2 separate regions of the Homo sapiens genome follow, and region 1 is linked to region 2. A link is a loop called in an ENCODE intact Hi-C map of the cell type or tissue named here. Cell type or tissue: psoas muscle. All regions are shown on one strand.

Region 1 (2,500 bases), 130 kb before region 2:
CTGTGGGAAGCTGCTTAACCTCTCTCTGCCTCAATGGCCTCATCTGTAAAATGGGGATACTAATATCCCTAGAGAGGATTAAATAGAGTAATACATGTAATGTGTTTAGCACAGTGCCAGGCACAGTATTCAAAAACTGCCAGCTGCTATTGCTATTATTAGTAGTAGTAGTGGTCATTGCCTGGTAGGGAGGGGTCAAAACAGAGATAAAGAGGGTAGAAAAAGAGAAGTCTGCAGCCTTAGGCTCGGCCACCTTTGCTCTTTCAAAAGCAGACTCTCCAAAGAAGCCACTCCAAAATCAGGATGGGAGCCCTCATTTCAGCTCCTTGGTCCCCTCTCCAACCGCTCACACGGCCCCGAAGGCCAGACAGGTGCAGGATGCTGGTTGACAGGCCGGTGACTCCACCCCTGGACAACCAACCAGGGCTAACCATGTGCCAACCATTTGTGGAGAAGGAGAGTCATCCTCCCACAGGCCTAAGGCTCACCTTCTATCAAGCACAGCCCTGTCGTGAGGGGCAGCAGACAGGGTGTCTCAGAAACAGACGGTGAGATGGGGAAGAGACCAGGCTGCTTTTGGTTTGTTCCACAGCTTTTGGGAAGCCCCACGGTCGCTTCTGGCTCAGAACCGAGGCTCAGGAAAGCAGAGCAGCCCGGTGGGGGGATGCGAGGGGATCCAGCCATATCCCCAACGCTCACCCTCTCCAAATCGGGTAAGAAGGAGGACCCCAGGAAAACGACTTCAGGCATCTACCAGCACAGTTTGTGAAACACTTCCACATCCTTTAATTTTTCCCAACAATCTTTGAGACCAACATGGCAGATATAATTAACCCCATTTAACCAACAAGTATGTTGAGGCTCAGAGATGCTAATGGATTGTCTAAGGTCAGGAGTAGTGGCACTGCCAGTGCCCAAACCCACCTCTCCTGATGCCCAGCAGAGCACAGCTTCCTCTGTCACCCCGCCCTTCCCTGGCCTCAGTCAGCTCTCCATTTCTCCACCGAGACAGCTGAGAGGCTCATGTAGCTGGCTCCTCGTCTTGTGCCCAGGGAGGGGAAGCAGGCAACCAGAGTTACGCACTCAGACTACAGCTGGGTTTAGAGTGTGACCTAGTTTGGATGTTTGTCCCCTCCAAATCTCATGCTGAAATGTGACCCCAGTGTCGGAGGTGGGGCTGGGCGGGAGGTGTTCAGATCGTGGAGGTGGGTTCCTCATGAACGGCTTGGTGCTCTCCCCATGGGAATGAGTGAGTTTCTTGCTCTGGTAGTTCACTCAAGAGCTGCTTGTGTAAAAGTGTGTGGCACCTCCCTGATCTCTCTTGCTCCTGCTCTTGCCAGGTGACATGCCTGCTCCCCCTTTGCCTTCCACCAAGAGTAAAAGCTCCCAGAGGCCTCCCCAAACCCGAGAAGATGCTGGCACCATGCTTGTACAGCCTGCAGAACTGTGAGCCAAATACACCTCTTTCTTTATAAATTACCCAGCCTTAGGTACTTCTCGATGGCAATGCAAGAATAGCCTAACACAGGGCTTGATCTGGAGAAAGGTGACAGGTGTCTCTTGGCCTCCTGACATGATAACCAATGGTCAGGTAAGAACAAGAAAGAGGCGAAGAAGGCCTGCCCTACAAGTGTGCCACAGGAGTTGCGGAGACCCCGGGAATACGTCAAGGTCACGAGCCAAAGTCTGAGGCCACTGTTTGGCTTCTTCTGACAGCCTTGCACTGTAGGCTTCATTCATTCATTCATCCATCCATCCATCAATTCATTCATTCATTCATCCCAAGTATTTGTCTGGTCCCTGGTACTGTGCTAAGGGCTGGCCTTTCAGCGGCTCAGAACTGGGGGCCTGGAGGCCTGTCTATGCACAGCTCAGGCTAAATAAATGCTCCTGGGGAGCTGAGGGAACACAGAGGGAGGCTGAGTTTCTACTTCACCCACCCCAGAGTCAGGGCTGTTGCTTTGGAGCTCAGTCCAGTTTTAGAAAGCCCTCCACTCTGGTGGCCAGGCCGAGGGGTGAGCCAGCCCAGGTGTTCAGGGAGGGAGCAGGTAAGCCTCCTGCAAACCTGTGACAAACGCGCCGCTTCCAGGGTATCCTGTGTGGGCCTCTATCCCTGGTGACGCATACACAAGGTGGTCCACAAAGTTGTCACTCAGTGGGATGCCTGAATTTTCCAGGTCTCCCAGTGCCCAGCTTTAAGAGCATCCTATGCAAGGCCCTTCATCTACCCCTGTCTGAACCTCCACAGCCCCAGGGGTAACCAACAGCCTCTGCCTGTTTCCTTAACGCCACCTTCTGAGGGACCCAGAGCTCTCACTCCAGCTTATTCAGCCTGGCCTACTCAACCGACTGCTTGCCCAGTGCCCTCACTGTGCCTGGGTCCTCCCAAGCTCTGAAAGTCCTCTTTTCCTCTCTGGCACAGGCTCAGTTTGGGCCATCAGTTGTATATTCATTGTTCATTATATGACAGGTCCCAGGATGTCACCCACCAGCAAGAACA
Region 2 (2,500 bases):
AACCCGAGTCTCCCCACCGCGCGGAAACCCCCGGCTCCCCCGTGAAGAGCCCCGGGAAAGGACGGCCCATTTCGCTCGTTTCTTCCTGGGGATCGGGAGCCAGGAAAGCCCGTCTCCTAACCCGAAAGAAATGCAAACTTTGAGCGGCAGATTCGGGATCCTGCGCCATCCCCCTCAGCTCTCCGCTCTCGATCGCTTTCAGTTCCCTCTTTTACGAACTCATCCCCTAGTTCTCGAGCCAGAAGGGCTCCCGATTCCCAAGCCTCGCGCGGGCCCCTACGCCCGCCTCACCAAAGATCCCCAGCAATCATGGAAAGCCGGTGACCCTACACATTCTCGCTCCTCCCTGGGTGAGGGTCCGTGCGTGTAGCCCCTCGGATCCTGGCTTCCCGGGCCCCGCCGGTGTTCCCCTGTCTCCACTGATCCGTCTGCAAACCCTCATTCGCCCTGCCTCCCCAGGCCGCGGCCGCGGCTCCTCGACTCCTCCGGTCACCTGGCCCCAGCCTGGGACCGCTCCCGCCTCCAGCCGCTGGAAAGCATCTCCAGGCTGGTGGCGCGGAGTAAGCGCCGGCCCCAAGGACGCCCGAAGCCGGGAGAAAGAGAACCTGGAGCCTGCCCGCGGTTCCCAGCCTCTCCCCGCGGAGCGCCCGGCCGGGAGCCTTCTGCACCCGGGCTCGGGCCGGCGTGCCTGTTCCTATTCTCGGGTCCCCTGGCGCTCCTGGCGCACAGCTCCCCGCCCGCCCGCTACGGGGTTGGGCCCGCGGCGATTCGAGTCCGCAGCCCGGCTCCTTGCACCCGAGGACAATGCGCGGCCGGCCACGGGCCCAAGCGCGGCGAGGCGGCGGCGGCGGCGGCGGCGGGGCTGAGCGCTGGCCGGGCAGGGGAGCGGGCGGCCCGCGGGGCTCTCGCAGCCTCCGTGCCCGGCCTCGCCGCCCCTCGCGCTGCTCCGCTCCGCGCTCTCCCGGCGCTTCCCCAGCTTCTCTCTGCACGCTCCCGCCGTCCCTCGCTGCTCCCTGCCTCCCTCCTCCCTGCTGCCTCCCTCTCTCTCCTCCCTGCTGCCTCCCTCTCTCCCTCTCTCCTCCTTGCCCTGTCGCAATGAATAATACTCTGGCTTGGGGACTGGAATAAAACACACGCGCTCTGAGGCAGCCGCCCGCAGCAGCAGCCGCCGCCGCGCCGCCGCCGCCGCCTGCAAAAGCGTCTCTGACATGGAAATGAATGACAGCTTACCTGATGCCAATCTTCATCAGACTGACACCGGCGTGACAACACAGCCTATACTTCCCAGCACTGCTCGGGACGTCAGCGGCACAGGGACCCGCCCCCCGGACCCCCCCTTCACACACCTCCCCTCTCCCCACTCCCCCTTTTCTCCCCACCCCCCATCACCCCCACCCACTCCCGGCCCGGCCGCTGCCAAGTCGGAGGAGCCGCTGGAGTGTCTCCCTCTACCGGAGGCTCTCGGGCGGCGGGCGCGGGCCTGCTCCTGCGGCAGGGAGGCGGGCGGCCTGGAGAAGCGGCTCCGCTCGCGAGGAGCCTCGGATGGGGAGTGCGGTGGACCCCCAGGAACTCTGGAGCACCCTCCCGCCCCCAAGCCAAGTCCTCCTTAGCGAACAACCGGGGCCGAGTTCCAAGATATCACCGGTGCTGAGGGGACCGAGATGAGGTGAGATTTTCTGTGGACCCCAAGAGAACTCCCCAGAAATGATGAAACTTAAAACGGGCAAGAAATCCTTCCTTCCACCAGCACTCCCCCTCCCCCTTTTCCTGCCTGGCTGGCCTCATTTTTATGATTGCATTTGAATAATTCTCATTACCCTGGCCCCAGAAAAGGTGTTCAGATGACACTCTGGTTAGTTATTCCTGGTCTCAAGAGCTTTTTCTGCTGTGGGCTTCCCGGGGTGTCTGGTTCAAGGTGGGGCAGAGGGAGAGAGGAAAGAGTGGATAGGCTTTGTCAGTAAAGCACTTCTTTGCAAATGTCAGGCAAGCCTGTTCTAAGCCACTGCTATTTTCATTCTAATAAAAAGTCCTCAAGAAACTCAGTGAGTTCCCAGAGTTCTGGGGGCTGGGGTGCAGTCATATAAAGGGAAAGACCAGCTGGGCTGTTTCAGCCTGGGCCTGCTGGGGTGGCTTCATCTACATCAGGGAGGAAATGGGCTCCTTACATGCCCTCTACAGTGGAAGACAAAAGCAGGCATGTGTAGACCCACAAGCGCCTCCATTCACTCAGCAGAGATCACAGTCCTACTAAGAGCCACACACAGGAGCACACTTGCTTGCTTCCTCAACTTAGCACATGGCCCTCCGCATAAAGGGACAAGAGAACCCCTTCTGCCTCTGGAAGTTTGCTTCTTGCTCCCCATAGAGGAGCCCTTTCAGCCAGTCAGGCAGCCATTGATCCTCTGACCCCAGGCCAGGCAGGGGGCCTGGAAGAAGCCCAGACAAAGACACCGACAAAAGCGGGAAAGCAGAAAGTGAAACCCAGCCTCTGGGTTTTCAG

What was found. Hi-C counts contacts between places; a loop is a spot of excess contacts. Peaks named below come from ENCODE experiments on the same cell type or tissue, not always from the same donor. Only the 100,000 strongest peaks of a DNase experiment are listed, where the experiment ranks them.
Region 1: it touches region 2 in a loop (3.0-fold over the local background); 2 of 110 quality-filtered maps call a loop at or near these places.

Annotation. Positions count from the first base shown.
Region 1 is chr11:125,297,951-125,300,450 of GRCh38, reverse strand. The region is part of intron 2 of PKNOX2 (PBX/knotted 1 homeobox 2); the gene reads right to left. Among named protein-coding and RNA genes, the nearest start is that of PKNOX2-AS1, 32 kb to the right of the region's middle. In psoas muscle, no CTCF peak of the experiment used is centred here; a DNase peak (open chromatin) is centred at 1,030; H3K27ac peaks cover 2,066 bases.
Region 2 is chr11:125,163,507-125,166,006 of GRCh38, reverse strand. PKNOX2 (PBX/knotted 1 homeobox 2) reads right to left here and starts at 1,256. Exons shown (of 13, transcript NM_001382323.2): 1 at 1,231-1,256. PKNOX2-DT (PKNOX2 divergent transcript) reads left to right here and starts at 1,398. Exons shown (of 3, transcript NR_125759.1): 1 at 1,398-1,666. RefSeq lists a silencer at 1,394-1,543. In psoas muscle, a CTCF peak has its summit at 1,462 (motif pointing left); DNase peaks (open chromatin) are centred at 606 and 1,346; H3K4me3 peaks cover 1,900 bases; H3K27ac peaks cover 1,792 bases.